3 separate regions of the Homo sapiens genome follow, and regions 1 and 3 are each linked to region 2. The links are chromatin contacts, found by Hi-C or POLR2A ChIA-PET in ENCODE. All regions are on one chromosome and are shown on one strand. Each heading gives the region's core, a stretch centred on a gene start or an enhancer-like site at or near the end of the contact. The rest is flanking DNA. Distances are from core to core; before and after follow the strand shown.

Region 1 (4,860 bases), core at 1,702-4,201, 1.3 Mb before region 2:
TTGACCACCACCTGGGGAAGTAGCAGGAGATCTGGGGAATCCTGTGAGAGCATTTAGGCTACCTTCCTTTCATGCCAGGGAAGGGACTAGCCCAAGGGGAGCAGTGGCTTGGAGGAATAGAGCTCAGCTCCTCTCCTCCCAGCTCAGACCACTTGCCTATGCTCTCCTCCTCCTCTGCAATGCTGGAAAGATGCCAGCCTGCCAAGGCCTTCACTATGCAGGCTCTGCATAGAGAAGAAGAACCCAAGCCCCTGTACATGGGCTATTGTTCAAGGCATTTTAGTAACATGAAGATAGCAAATTACCCACAATGAACAATTCTGTAGAACAAGGTGTTCCCTGGTCTCCATCTGAGTACCTGTGCGGATGGTATTGTTAGCAGGTATACAGGAGAGGAGCCAAGCTTTGTGAAAGGGAGCTCTTTTGGGTGATTTGTCCTGCCTGTCTTGCTTTTGCTAAATAATGAGGATAGCATGGGCTTTGGAAGGAGGCAGGCGTGAGTTGGAATTCCACCATGTCATTCTGTAGCTGTGTGACCTTGGGTAAATTACCTAACGTCTCTGAGCATCCCATCCAAAAATGGAAATATCACTATTCCATGGAGAATCCTATGAGGATTAAAAGGAGATAATGTATGTAAAGTAGCTTATATAATACCACATTCATTCTGAAAACAAACATATCCGAACCGCCATAAAAACTGGTAACATCATAGAATGTAACTCACTAAAAAGATCCAAGAATCAGGAATTAAAGCAAGAAGAGGATTACACTGTGTTGTTCACTAACCACACACCTGATAGTATGAGAAGTAGTTCTCACTTTACCCTTTCATCAACACTGTGGGTCGGATGACACTGTACCCATTTTACAGATGAAGAGATTAAGGATCATAGAGGGTCAAGATCTTCTGCAGGAATGCTGCTTCTTTGACTCCTTCTGTTCTCAGATCAGTTCAAAGCTCTCAGCTTCACTTGCTAATTTTATACAGAGTTGATTTCCGGCTCTGTTTTATCCTTAGCTTCCGCAATCTGGAAATGTGCTTTGCACTGATAATTTTATCTATTCTGGTACATCAGTCGTTTCCATACAGGTCTCCATGACCCCCCGCACCCACCCCAGTCTTCCTCCTAGCCCAAATGTGGGCCCTGCTCCCCTGTTTCTAGTGTCCTGTTTTATATCCATCCACAGTGGTCCCAGTGACACCTCACACTCTATGTCGCCAAAAGCAACTCGCTCCACCCCAACTCTCCTTTTCCTGGTTCTCTGAGTTTACGCATAGCACCTCTCTTCAGTGACCCAGGAAGGATTTCTTTGGTGTCTCTATTTATTTATTTACTTTTCCCACAATACTCATATTCAGGCAGTACCCTCTCTTCAGCACCCACCCCCCAACCACCATTCCCTATTACCCACCTAATGTTCTGATTAGAATTCTTTTTTTCTGAGAGAGAGAGAGGGTCTTGCACTGTGGTCTAGGCTGGAGTACAGTGGTACAGTCTCAGCTCACTGCAGCCTGAACCTCCCAGGCTAAAGCAATCTTTCCACCTCAGCCTCCCAAGTAGCTAGAACTATAGGCATGCACTACCATGCATGGCTAACTTTTGTATTTTTTGAAAGACGTGGTTTCTCCACATAGCCCAGACTAATCTTGAACTCCGAAACTCAAGCAATCCACCCCCCTCAGCCTCCCAAAGTGCCAGGATTACAGGTATAAGCCATCACGCCTGGCCTGATTCGAATTCTTAAACACAACTTTGAAGGTGGCTCAAAAGTCTTCAGTTACACCCCACTGTTACCTTATAAAGTCCTAACTATAGCTTGCCATTGGAGACACCATGAAATTCCATCTTAATCTATTTCTCCCTCTAATATACGCCATAGCAAAATGGGTAACACTGCTCTCGACAGTATATCTGATGCTCAATTAGTAGTAGTAATAAAGGCTGCCAGTGTCAGAAGCACTTGACATGCAGTGTCTCATTAATTCCTCACCACACCCCTGTGAGTAGACAAGATGTGACAAGATGTGTAGTTGCACAGGGCCCTGTGCTCAGAAGGCTGTGCTCCCATGCCTGGTTTAATGCTCTGCTCTCACTGTGTGGAAATTGTTAAAGCTTTTTCAACTCGGGGCCTCACATTGTCATTCTGTTCAGGGCCCTGCAAACTATGTAGCCAGTCCTGGAAGCAGCTGCTATTATTACCCCCATTTTACAGATGTGAAAACCAAGGCCACACAACTAATGAGCCCAAGACTCTTGTCAATACCCGTATTGTGCCAAGGGTGGCAGACCCACACTCTGGGCTTACTGTGTGCCATCTACTGTGCTCCCTCCCTTCCTCCACATCCCCATGTTGCCAGAGCGAGTGGCATTTCCTGTCCTTGAGGTTAAATGACTTTCTCACAAGTTTGCCTGACTTCAAGCCCAGTGCCCTTCCTGCTACACTGATCCAAATAAAACGGTGCCTGCCCCCCAACCCCCAATTCCAAAGCCAGGCCTGGTGTCTGGCGAGACCTGAACAGGGGGCAGAATCTCTGCGGAGACCTCTAAAAATAAAGCCCGCCTGCAACTGTGTTCTGAGACCTGAAGCTTCCTTCTTCCTCTTAAAAGCTGTTCCCATCTCTGAAAGCAGCTTCTCACCATGGGCTGTGGCTGCTGCTTTTCCCGCACTGCAAGGGAGAAACGGAACAGATTGCAGGAGCAATTAAACCATCACATGGAAAGCCCAGAGAGATTGGGGAGAGGGGAGGAGATGCTGTTTCTTAATGGCCTGCCTCTATATTTAGCCTGAAATACCTCAATCTCTGACCCTTCCAGGGAGCAGGTAGAGGTGAGAGTGAAGTTGGGGGCTTCAGCTCCGTTGGGCTTCTGGGTCAGGAAGCGCCCATCTGCCAGTGTGCGGCCCCATTACCGCCATGCCTTACAGGGACTCACCATATGGCAGGACAGGAAACCCCAATCATCAAACAAGCAGTGAAACCACAGCACAGCCTGTCTAGGTGGAATTTGGCAAGATGACTCAGCAAAGATGTCAAGTCAACAACAGGGAGCTGGCCTGCCCCACAGGATGCCAACTTCCCCAAGGGGACAGGGGGCTTGTGACAGGTGGTGAAGGGTGGTCAGCCTTTAGTTTCAGCCCCAGTTACAGAAGAGCCTCCATTCCTCTCCCTTGCTGCATCCTGAGTCAGACAATGTGTGTGGGGCGGATGGCAGTGAGTTTTAAAAAAACACAGAGGCCCGGGCCCAGTGCTAAAGACAGTAATTGATTCTGGAGTGGGGTTCAGACGTCTGTATTTGCATAAGACTCTCCAGGTAATTACAAGCATGGCCCGTTGAGAAACAACCAGTAGTAAGATTAGGCATAAGATGCATTTGACTTTATATTCTAGTTTTGGTCCCTCGCTTCTTGGGGGACTTTGAAGAAGTGTATGTTTATCTCAGAGCCTCAGTTTCCCCTTCTCTATATGAGTATGAAATTCTCAATTTCTGGTACATAGCCAATGCTCAGTAAATGTTGTGGGCTGACAAAATGAATGAATGAATGGAGGATGTAAGCAAATGAGTAAACACATAACCTAGCACAGACGATGTTGGTTCCTGCAGGCACAAGGATATGGCTGCTTCTCTTGGGCTGGGCTGTCTCACAAGCAGGCTCAGTCACAAGGAATGAAGTAGTCTATCTGCAAGGTGGTCCCAAGTGACATCAGCAGAGGATCTGGGGAACAAGAAAGGGGAAGGCAGGAAGCAATGCAGGGTGCATTAATGAGCCCATTACTATTGTGGACAATTGAGGCTCCGTCCCACTGGGGTCTCTGGGCGACAATGTGAACATGCTGCAGAGTTGTCTCACCCGAGGGACGGGAGCTGTACCTATTCTCCAGCTCCCATCATCAATGACAGAGGGCCATTCCTGGGGGCAGGAACTCCAGGGCACTTCTGCTCTGTCCTGCTTGTGGGCTGAGAAAAAGCCCTGGGGCAGAGAAGTGGAGAGTCCCAGGTGCTTGTTGTAGAATGTCATCGGCAGCTACTGCCATGGTGAGTGCCAAGGGGATACAGGTGAGGCACCAACAGCACCTGCCTCGCTAGGCCTCCGATATGTAACTTTCCACTCTGGGCTAGGGGTCTGGGGGAAGAGGGAAAGGAAAGGCCCACTCATGGTCCAAGCTGTCTTACACCACACAGCTGCCGGTACCATTAGGATCTAGCAATGCAAAGTCTTGTTTATCTCAACGTGCCTATTTCCTCGGCAGTTCTGAGGCTAGCAGTGTTTCTCAGTCTCTGAACTATTGACATTTTGGGCTCATTAATTCTTTGTTGTAGGGAGCTGCTCTGTGGATTGTAGGATGCTAAGCAGCGTCCCTGGCCTCTACCCACTAGATGCCAGTAGCACCTTTCATTATGACAACAAAACTTGTTTCCAGACATTATCAAATGTCCCCTGGGTGGCAAAGTTGCCCCCAGGTGAGAACCAGTGGGGTAGTTGGATACCTTTCCTCATTCTCGAAGCCCAGGCAGCACCCCACTTAAACTTCTGGAGCTGTGGATGCATCTTGACCAGGCCACGCTCTCCTTGGTCTCTGCCTAGTGGGATGCTGCACTTGGAACACATCCCAGAGACAGGCAGTGCCCACACCCAGCTGTGAAACACACTGCTCCCCTGCTGAGCCAAGCCCTGATCTATGGGCAGAGGAAGTTAAGCAGCAGCCGTGGCATCACAGTTGGACTATGGGAACCGCAAAAGACAGGGAAGTTAGGCAGCTTTGGCTCCAGCGGCCTCCACTCCAACCTGGGTCCCAGAGGCCAAGGAGGAGGATTTATCAGACCAGCCCCTAACACAGACCCAGGGAGATTTAAGGCT
Region 2 (4,955 bases), core at 2,456-4,955:
ATCTCCCTGTGACTCTCACGGAGAATGCTGAAGCAAATTTTCTGTAGTGAGGGATCTGTAGACCATGGCATGCAGCCTCCAGTCTCACTGTGCAGACTGAGGACAGTGACACAGGTCATTGACACACGGCTGACCTAGGCAGTGATTCTCCCTACACTAATACAGTGATTCTTTCTGTGAGAGACTGCCTGCCCTTAATAAGATAACATGCCCCTTTGGCCGGGCACAGTGGCTCACGCCTGTAATCCCAGCACTTTGGGAGGCCGAGGCGGGCGGAACATGAGGTCAGGAGACTGAGACCATCCTGGCTAACACAGTGAAACCCCGTCTCTACTAAAAATACAAAAAAAAAAAAAATAGCTGGGTGTGGTGGCGGGCACCTGTAGTCCCAGCTACTCAGGAGGCTGAGGCAGGAGAATGGCATGAACCTGGGAGGTAGAGCTTGCAGCGAGCCAAGATCGAGCCACTGCTCTCCAGCCTGGGTGACAAAGCGAGATTCTGCCTCAAAAAAAAAAAAAAAAAAAAGAATAACCTGCCCCTTTAACCTACCAACTCTCTTCTCCTCTTTAGTTTGTTGAAGCAAAAACAACGTAAATATTGCATTAACCAAGTGTGTGTATGAGAGAGAGAGAGAGAGGAGAGAGAGAGAAGAGAGAGAGAGAGAGAGAATGAGCAGTTATGGCTCTTGGCATTTTTTACTGGACAAGGCAAACCTAAAGATTTTACTTTTAAACTTGAATTAATGCTGAGAGTAAGTCACATCTGCCCTCACTTCCCTCCCACTCCACACAAACATGCATACCACTGGAAAGGCAACATTTTATCAAAGGCATTTGGCGTTTTTCCTCTCTTATGACCCTCTAGAAGCTTGAGAATGTGGGAGAGAAGGGCTGGAACCAGAAATGGAGAAGTAGTGCTGGAACAATAATGACCTGAAAGCCAGTGGAACTGAGGTCTCCTGCAGGAACTTTTGGGGAGGCCTGGATACTTTGGAGACCAATGGGTATGGATGGAAAGAAGAGCAGAAATGATTCAGCTCATAAAGCAGTGAAAAGGAATGATCTAAGTACATGAACAAATCTTTAAAGCAAAATGTTAAAGTGTGGGAGCAAGTTCTACAGAACACATACAATATGATACTTTTTTTTTTTTTTTTAAAGAGACAGGGTCTCACTCTATTGCCCATGCAGGGGTGCAGTGGCACAATCAGAGCTCATAGCATCCTTCAACTCCTGGGCTCAAGCCATCTTCCCACTTCAGCCTCCTGAGTAGCTGGGACTTCATAGGCAGGCACCACCACACCCAGCTAATTTAAAACAATTTTTTTGGCTGGGCGCGGGGGCTCACACCTGTAATTCCAGCACTTTGGAAAGCCGAGGCAGGCAGATCATGAGGTCAAGAGTTCGTAGACCAGCATGGCCAATATGGTGAAACCTTGTCTCTACTAAAAATACAAAAATCAGCTGGGCGTGGTGGGATGTGCCTGTAGTCCCAGCTACTTGGGAGGCCAAGGCAGGAGAATTGCTTGAACCCCGGAGGCCGACATTGCAGCAAGCCGAGATTGCGCCACTGCACTCCAGCCTGAGTGACACAGCAAGACTCCGTCTCAAACAAACAAACAAACAAACAAACAATTTTTTTTTTTTAGAGATAGGGTCTTGCTATGTTGCCCAGGCTGGTCTCAAACTCTGGGCCTCAAGCCGTCTTCCCTCTCAGCCTTCCAAAGTGCTGGAATTACAGTCGTGAGTAACTGCACCTGGCCAACATGATGCCATTTACATGCAGCTTAAACGCATATACATGTGTTGAATCAGTGTCATGTGTTGATGAGGGACATAAACACATTTACTAAAAGTATAAACAGTTGCATGGGAATTAGTAACTTTAAATTCATAAAATTGTACTGGCTATCAGGTGAGTAGGGGACAAGTGGAATGAGGGAATGAGACCAGCTGGGTACCCAAATATTGCTAATGTTATTGCTTAAGCTGTGTGGTGAATACACAGGTGTTCAATTTACTATTATTTCGCACTTTCCGTGTACTTTAGCTATTTGACAATACATTTAAAAATCGAAAACTTATCCCATAATCCCAGGCTCCAGAGGTGATAGTAGGTGGTGTTTTCCAGACCTTTCCCGCTGCCTTGATTTTCTGTTAACTGGCCACCATCCTTGTCTCCTCGCGCTGCCGGTCGCTGCAGAACCCCTGCGCGGAGGGACTGCCAGTTCCCAGGAAGGTGCAGGACAGCTGGAGCCTCTTCTTCTCTGGGCAGGGATTTAAATGTTCTTGGGTAGCCTCGCCAGAGACCTGTGCGGCCCTACAGTGACCTTCTTTCCAGCCACTTTCCCATGAGCTCAAAGCTTTGGATTCTGTCACTTGCAAAGGGTCAGGCCTGATCCCTTGCGGGTTCTTGAGAAGTGAGTAAGACTTCCAGCGCCCCGGCCCAGACTGCGACGACCCAGACTGCGACGACCCAGTCTGCGCCTGGCGCAGGCTCCATAGACGGCTTTTCTTCAGCTCTGTCCACTGAGACCTCGAGCCCTTGAGCAGAAGATGGGAGAGAGAGGGTCTTGCTGGGCGGGCTCCAGAAGTCCTCCTGGCTCTGGGCGCAGGAGTTGGAAGAGAAGAGATAGAGAAACATCTACTCACCAGAATTGTAAACTGGAAGAAGGGTAGAGGAAAGGTGCCTAGAGAGGGCAGCTGGAATCAGGATTGGGCTGAATATTTTAGGAGTCCCCAAGTGCTACTTCTATCCGCTGGGAGCACGGGTTCGAATCTGCCCCCAGGCAGCCCGCTCCTGGTTCTCTTGTCCCCCTGTGCTGCGGCGGGGCCCACTTCGGCCCTCGGGTTCCCCGCACAGGCCACACAGGGCAGCAGCGCGCGCCGTACCCACGGGCAGTTCGAGAGGGCCGCGCGTGGCGGAGCCAGGCCCTTCGCCAGCGCCCAGTACAAATTTAGTACTAGAATTAAGAGAAACACACTGAAATCTGACAGCCCCGCCTAAGACCCGGGCGTGAGGAAGTCTGCGGTGGGTGATGAATACAAAGAACAGTTTCTCTTTCCTGTCAGTAAAACGCTGTTTCCAGAGCCTGCCAGGTTTCGCCCCAGTGGCCACACCTATGCCTGGCAGGTGCTGGTCCGAGCCCCTAGCGCCAGCAAAAGAAAGGAGGCGGACGCAACATTCTCGAATTACTAGGAGAAGGAGGGAGGCTTTCCCTTCCCCCCAGTGCCCCATGTACCAACGCGTCTCGCCATACCCCTTGCCCCTCTTCCAGCAGCTGACGGAGTAATTCGAGTAGGAATCGAAAGATTTGGAGGCGCCGGGGGAGAAACCTGCGGAGCGCTCTCCGAGCCTGTGGCGTCCCAGGAAGACTCCGAGCGGGGCCAGGGAAGTTCTCTGGAGGACATGGGGTGGATACCCAGGTCTCCTTCCCTGGGTGAAATAAGAACTGAAAATCTAAAAATAAAATAAATAAAATAAAATAGAAAACACAGAGAAGCAACAAAAAAGCGCTTCCCCTCCTCAGTTCTCCCCAGTCCACCCAAGGTTTACCAAGACTGTTGTAGTTGCAAGAGTGGGCTTCCGGCTCCACGTAACGATGCGATTGGGCTGTACCTCTGTCTGTCTCCTGCGCGATGTCCCGCCCCGGGAGGTGTCACGGAACTCAGCTGATATAAGCCCGGGATCCCGCCGGGTCAGGTTCTCTGCTCTGGACTTGGGAGGCTCCGTTGCCTGCTCCCGGAGGGAGACGCGCTGCCGAGGAGAACCCAGCGGGTAATGAATCCCCCGCGCTTCTTTGCCCAGGCCTTCCCCAAACCTCCCCCCGGTCTGCGCGGGTTCTCCTATTGGGCTGTGGTGAAGACAAGGTGCGGCGACTGCAGCTCCCCAGGTCTGGGCGCTGCCGGGAGAGAGTCTTTCCCGCTGGGGAGATTTAGTTTGTTGACTCAGGAGCACCTCCAACGACAGCTAGTGGCAGAGGACCCGGGAGCTGGGAGGTTCGGAACGCGGGGCGAGCTGGGGAGGAGGGAGAGGCGCCGACCCAGCGCAGCCTACATCTTAGCAAACCAAACCTGGCAACATTTCCCCACGGTTCAGGAGCACGAAGGACTTAAGGGAAAACGACGAAATCGGGGCTCCCGAGGATGAAGTTAAATGGGTTGTGGCCTGGGGACAAATAGGGCCAATGTCCAGTCTATTACAAGAGGCTTTGTTCCAGAGGCTTGCCTATAAGCCCCTGGCTTGGAACGTCAGTCTTCAAACTGTAACAACAGGGGCAGGCTACTAGGGTAGCCCACAAAGCCCTGTATCCCCCATACAGTGACTAACTAGAGCCCTAGTTGGTCATATCCGCAGTGGCTGAGACTGCGGTGTGATTCCGTTTCCCTCTTGCATGTGTCCCGGGAGCCCGAGTTGTCGAAGCCCAAATTCAGGCTCAGGAACCTGATGTGCTGTTGATGCCAAACACTGACACACAGATGCTTGGAGACAGAGGAAGATTTATTCCATTTGGCCAAAGCGAGAAGGCAAGAGGTCAAGATCTCTCAAATCCACCCTAACAAAAAGAAGTAGTGGGGAGTTTTTATGAGACCAGGAAGTAAGGGAGGGGGAATTTCAGGGAACCTCGGGGAAAAGTCTTTCTTCGTCTCAGATTACATCTTGAACCACCAGACTTCTGGGCGTCAGCAGCTGGTCACAATGCCCTTAAAGGCATTCATTCCTTCTGCAAAATTTTTTTCTTGACTCTGAAGCTATATCCTCCTGCTTGACAAAGAAACGGTGCATCAGCAGTTTATAATTATATTGCTAGAAAAAGGAATATTGGGCAAAAAGTGGGTAGTTAACATATGCAAATAAGCAAGGGCCTCATCGGAATTTTCATGGTTTCATCACTAAAAATGTTGGGGTGCTGAAATCTTGAGGGGCTCGGTTGCACCAGAAGGGGATCCTTTGTC
Region 3 (4,849 bases), core at 341-2,840, 1.3 Mb after region 2:
ATTTTTAGTAGAGACTGGGTTTCACCATGTTGGTCAGGCCAGTCTCGAACTCCTGACCTCAAGTAATCCACCCACCTCGCCTCCTAAAGTGCTGGGATTACCGGCGTGAGCCATGACCCCGGCCCAGAAGACATAAATATTTGCCGGGTAATGACACCTTCGGGAATGAACAATGGTTCTTCGTTTATTATGTCACCGACCCTAACAATGACCACACAATGTACTAAGTCAACATGGCTAAGGGTGCACTATGGGTTATTTGTTGTGAATCTCTAAGACTCCATGTGATAACCAAAATACTTTATTTTGTTTTGAGATGGAGTTTCGCTCTTGTTGCCCAGGCTGCAGTGCAATGGCGCGATCTGGGCTCACTGCAACCTCCGCCTCCCGGGTTCAAGTGATTGTCCCGTCTCAGCCTCCCTAGTAGCTGGGATTACAGGTACATGCCACCACGCCCGGCTAATTTTTGTATTTTTAGTAGAGACGGGGGTTTCATCATATTGGTCAGGCTGGTCTCAAACTCCTGACCCTCAGGTGATCCACCCACCTCGGCCTCCCAAAGTGCTGGGATTACAGGCGTGAGCCACCATGCCCGACCCAAAATACTTTTTTTAAAGGTATCACAGCTCCAGGAAATAGAGCAGTAAATTGATCTGTCCTTCAGATCACCAGGACTTTCATAGGCTAAATATCTTCACAACAGACCTCCAAAACCTTCAAGGTCAGAACTGAACACACGGTGGCGAGAGGAACTGTCTTCACAGCAGCTCTGCTTCCTCGGAGACGGCCAGAGGGAAAGGCCGTTGGCCAGTGCCAGTACTTCGCCCAAGGGAGTACCTGCTCACATTAACCCAGCCCAAGAAGTTCCTTTGGCCAAGACGCACACACACACACCACTGTCCGGTTTTCTATTTCCTTCCAGTGTAACGACAACCACAAGCTATCAGCACTTCACTATTTGCTGTCCCCTCAGCGGGATCGGGATGCAGCTACGCAGCGGGCCCCTGGCGAGCCGCGGTGTCAGGGCCCTTTTCTCCTCTTCCCACCGTGGGAAGCGAATTCAGTGGCGTCAAGGGCCAAGAGCCAGACCTGAGTTTGTCTCTCACCCCCCGATGCTCGTCTCCCTTTTCTCACTGCCTTCCGCCCCCTCTGATCTCGACTTCTCGCAACCTATCCAGGTCCTCTCTGGGCCTCTGCCCTGAGTCAGCCCCGAATCAGACGGGCTTGACTCGCTGAAAGAATTCCCCTTTGAGAGGAGGCAGATTCCCCTCTACATAGACGACACCCTGACGTCGAGGGGCTTGCCCCTCGTCCGTGGGGAAGCCTTCCCGGCCCGCGGCTGGGGCCTGAGGTTGGGCCGATCACCCCTCCTACCAGTCCTAGTTCGGGTCTAGCGGAATGGCTGGGCTCCGAGAAGGGCGCCGGGCCCACGGGCGGGACGGCCAGGGCGGCCCCGCACCCTCTGGGCGCAAATTTCTCCAGCGGGGTCCCCAGCGCGGCCAGCCCCAGTCTCGCGAGAGGACGTGGGTCCCGCCCGGCGCCCGACCCCGCCCGGCCCCACCTTCCCCTCGTCCCCCGCCCTCCTTCTTCCACTCCCCGCGGCGCGAGCGGCTGACTGCCCGTAGAGGAAACGACATTCGGAGCTGCGCTCCCGCCCACGCCGGCCCTGACGCGGGCCTCGTCAGCCAGTAACAGGGAGCAGAGGTGGGAGTTAGCGAGGCGACCACGAAAACGGTGAAGGTCGGAACCGACAGCCTCCTCCGAGAAGGGTGAGGAAAGGGTCTGAGCCTCCCCGTTCCCTGGACTCCGCAGAGCCGCTGCGGGGTCGATCCCTCCCAGGGGCGGGGTCGCGCTGGGCAACTGCAGTCCTGGGGCCGACTGGGCGGGGTGCGCCCAGAAGCGGGGAGAAGGGGTCAGTTGGGGGCAGAGGGCACCCGGGCGGCGGGCGGCGGGGAACAGGCTGCGGGGCCCAGGCCAGGGGTGGGGTCCTGGGGCCGGGACTCCTGCAGCGGGCGGGGAAGCCCCCGGCAGGCCGGTCCCTTCCGCCTCTCCTTTGGACCCTGACTGGAGGCCGGCGGGCGGGCGGGCGGGCGGGAGAGAGGGAGGGAGCGCGGCGCGAGGGGGGCGGGTCCCGGCGGCGCTGGGCGCTGATTGGCTGAGCGTGTGTGGAATCGGGTGATGGGAAACGCAGCCCGGCTCTCCCGTACCCTCCCGCTCCGCTCCCTGCCCCCCGTGGCGAATGTGCTGCGCAGCGGCGGGTGCTTACGCTCGCGGGGTTTGGCTGTTGCAGGCAGGAGCTGGGAGGAGGCGGCAGCGGCGGCGGCAGAAACAGCAGCGGCGGCGGCGGCGGCAGCTGGGAGGAGGTGGTGACGGTGGCAACGGCAGCGTCGGGGACGATGGCGCGACTCGTGGCAGTGTGCAGGGACGGGGAGGAGGAGTTCCCCTTCGAGAGGAGGCAGATTCCCCTCTACATAGACGACACCCTGACGGTGAGCGGGCCGGGCCGGGCTGGGCCCGCCGCTCCCCTGGCAGCTGTTTCCCCTCCTCCCCCTCCCCCAGGCCGAGCGCTGCGCACTGGAGAAAGAGTGTGTTGCAACTCCTAGGCGAGGCCTTCTCTTCAGCAGGCCCCACAAACTCGCCTTTGCAGTGGGTGGCTCGGTAACCTCTGTCGGCCCCAAGCCCAGAGCTCCGTACGCACTCCCTCTCTCCAGATTTTCCTTCTTTTGGAACCTTATTCCTTGACCCTTTCCCTTTAGGAGACGCTGCTTTTGTCAAAGCACACATCTCAGAGAGGGGTTGAAGGATCTTGGGCGTTTAGGGCCTACCCCATACAGAAACCACCTACCCTCGGGGAGGCTTAATTACCTGGTAATGTCGCAGCTGCACTGCTACCTGTGTATTTTCTGTTTTAATACTGGTAGCTCTCACCACATAAGCTTAATTACTGGGGGCAGAGTGACATGCTCGTGCACAGTCAAGATTCCACTAAAATGGTTTGATTTCGTTGTAAATAGTCTCGTATTGCCTAATGCATTAAAACTCTTGAAATGATTGTATTGCTAGGCCCTTTCTTCAAAACGGGCTTTCTTCGCATTATTTAGTTTACAGGTGGACTTTTTTTTTTTTAAAGGAAGCCAAATTATTGAATGTGTAAGAGTACTATAAAAAGCTGATTGCTCATCTTGAGTGTCAAGACCCAGTTCCGGGTACTTTATTCTTTAGATTTGGTAGTGTAGCATTATCGACCCTCTGCCCTATGTTGCTGTACTGTTTCCTTTAAAAGGAAATGGCTGAAATTTGAATTGAATCTGAACAGGAAATGAGTGCAGTTGCTTGCCACTTAAGAAATGAAATTAACCTTTTCCGAATATCTTTTGAAATCTGCGTTTTGATGATGCTGAAGCTTTGGATTATACATTTGCTTATTTCGATAAGGTGCACCTAAGTCTCTTCATCTCATCAGTATTCTTTTGCTATCAAAGGCAGTTGATCAGTTTTGTTCCTCAATATTTTTTTTTGCAAATATCTACCGAAGTTTTTTCAAATTTTATGTAAAATGCAAGTCATTGTAGAGATGCCAGTCTATGCCTTTATGCTTGCCAGTCTCAATTAAGACTTGATTGAGCTGCAGTACTTTAAAAAGGATTAGAAGAGCTATTGAATGACTTAATTTATTAGAAGTTTTTAAGTGACAGCATTTCTAATTATTCAAGTGCATTTATTTTTCATGAAAAAAGGTAGAATGATTTGTTCTGACATAAAGTAAATAGTGTTGATGCATTAGAAATTGTGTGTCTTGATTATGATTTCTGTACTTTTTGCATTAGAAGTATAATGGACTTGTATTTTTAAATAGTTGAAACTAGCACTGTGATCATATTAAATAATGCATTTCTCAGTTTGGACTTCAGATAGGGATTCATTTGTTGATATTTTCTTTCTTCTCTCCCCTGCTAACATAAACACTTTTCTGAAGCATATAGTTATGATATCAGCCTTTAAGGTTTATTGTCCCACAATGGCTGTGGAGTTAAAAAAAAAAATTCAGTGAGTTTGGATATAAGATTATTATTTAATGAATAATCATAACATAGGAAAACATATCAAAACATAGGGAAAACCAACATAAATAGTCTTCAAAAGACACTAGTTCTTGGTATATTCACATAACCACCTTTGTGAATGCAGCACATTAATACATCTGTCATATAGCACTTTAAAATGGCCAACTTTTTAAGTGCTTTTATACTGTATTCTCTCCACAATGATGTGACTTTCCAAAATTTTCCACTGAAAAAGATGTAACCTTGCAATGTGGTTTAGTATGGAACTTACTTTGCACTGTATCTGGCGGTTGAATTTTGCTTTTATTGTACTGTGGACTTGTGACTAAGGCAAATAAAACTTAAGCTCACTTAATTTAAATATCTCAAAATAACATTTAGGAAAAGGTGCAGTTTTTCTTTGCTTCAGAATGGGTTTTTATCACAAAGGAATGAGTGAGACATTTATTTGTGCTGGGACTTCTGCACAGTCATTGAATGCTGTGAGTGAATGTTAGTGAAAATTCTTGTCAAGGGAAACAAGTTTCTTTCAGGATATTCTACCAAATACTACTGAAAGGGAGAATGCAGAGCAAAACACCTGTTGGGAGAGAAGGGGAAAAGGGAAGAGGGAAGGAAGATGCCCCTATCAGAGTTTTATGCTCTGCATTGTTCCTTTGATAGATGGCAGTGGATGCCTGAAGTTAACCTTAGGTTTTGTCTTTGTCCCTAGGGTCTGTAGGTAATGCACTGAGGAAACATTGTTTGAACTTATTTCAAATAGTAGTCTTAGGATTTTGATAGTA

What was found. A loop is a pair of places that touch in the nucleus more often than their neighbours do. ChIA-PET counts read pairs that join two places held with the same protein, here RNA polymerase II (POLR2A). Pooled maps may share reads with other maps.
Region 1: a loop to region 2 is called in a pooled map, with 12 times the contacts of the local background. The contact joins the enhancer-like site here to the promoter of SLFN5 in region 2. A Hi-C loop is called at or near these places in 5 of 37 single-sample maps with no recorded cell type and 6 of 50 pooled maps.
Region 3: a loop to region 2 is called in a map of gastrocnemius medialis, with 12 times the contacts of the local background. The contact joins the promoter of GGNBP2 here to the promoter of SLFN5 in region 2. A Hi-C loop is called at or near these places in 2 of 168 maps with a recorded cell type or tissue (gastrocnemius medialis and sigmoid colon), 4 of 37 single-sample maps with no recorded cell type and 17 of 50 pooled maps. POLR2A ChIA-PET finds 5 or more read pairs at or near these places in 2 of 52 experiments (HepG2 and RWPE1).

What each region holds. Positions count from the first base shown.
Region 1 is chr17:33,965,802-33,970,661 of GRCh38, forward strand. The region is part of intron 1 of LOC107985038 (a long non-coding RNA gene); the gene reads right to left. It also overlaps a transcript of ASIC2 not described here. Among named protein-coding and RNA genes, the nearest start is that of LINC01989, 220 kb to the right of the region's middle. RefSeq lists enhancers at 2,273-2,342, 2,363-2,432, 2,443-2,492. Within about 2 kb of position 2,952, at least 2 of the 41 ENCODE cell types and tissues checked have a DNase peak (open chromatin) inside an H3K27ac peak, as active enhancers do.
Region 2 is chr17:35,239,367-35,244,321 of GRCh38, forward strand. It overlaps SLFN5 (schlafen family member 5), which reads left to right and starts at 3,706. Exons shown (of 5, transcript NM_144975.4): 1 at 3,706-3,777. It overlaps LOC105371932, which reads right to left and starts at 4,785. Exons shown (of 4, transcript XM_047437262.1): 1 at 4,745-4,785; 2 at 3,556-3,853; 3 at 3,260-3,459; 4 at 677-2,604. The coding sequence starts at 4,785. The coding sequence ends at 2,157. RefSeq lists enhancers at 3,458-3,517, 4,038-4,147, 4,121-4,749.
Region 3 is chr17:36,543,329-36,548,177 of GRCh38, forward strand. It overlaps GGNBP2 (gametogenetin binding protein 2), which reads left to right and starts at 1,591. Exons shown (of 14, transcript NM_024835.5): 1 at 1,591-1,769; 2 at 2,291-2,489. The coding sequence starts at 2,397. It also overlaps a transcript of MYO19 not described here.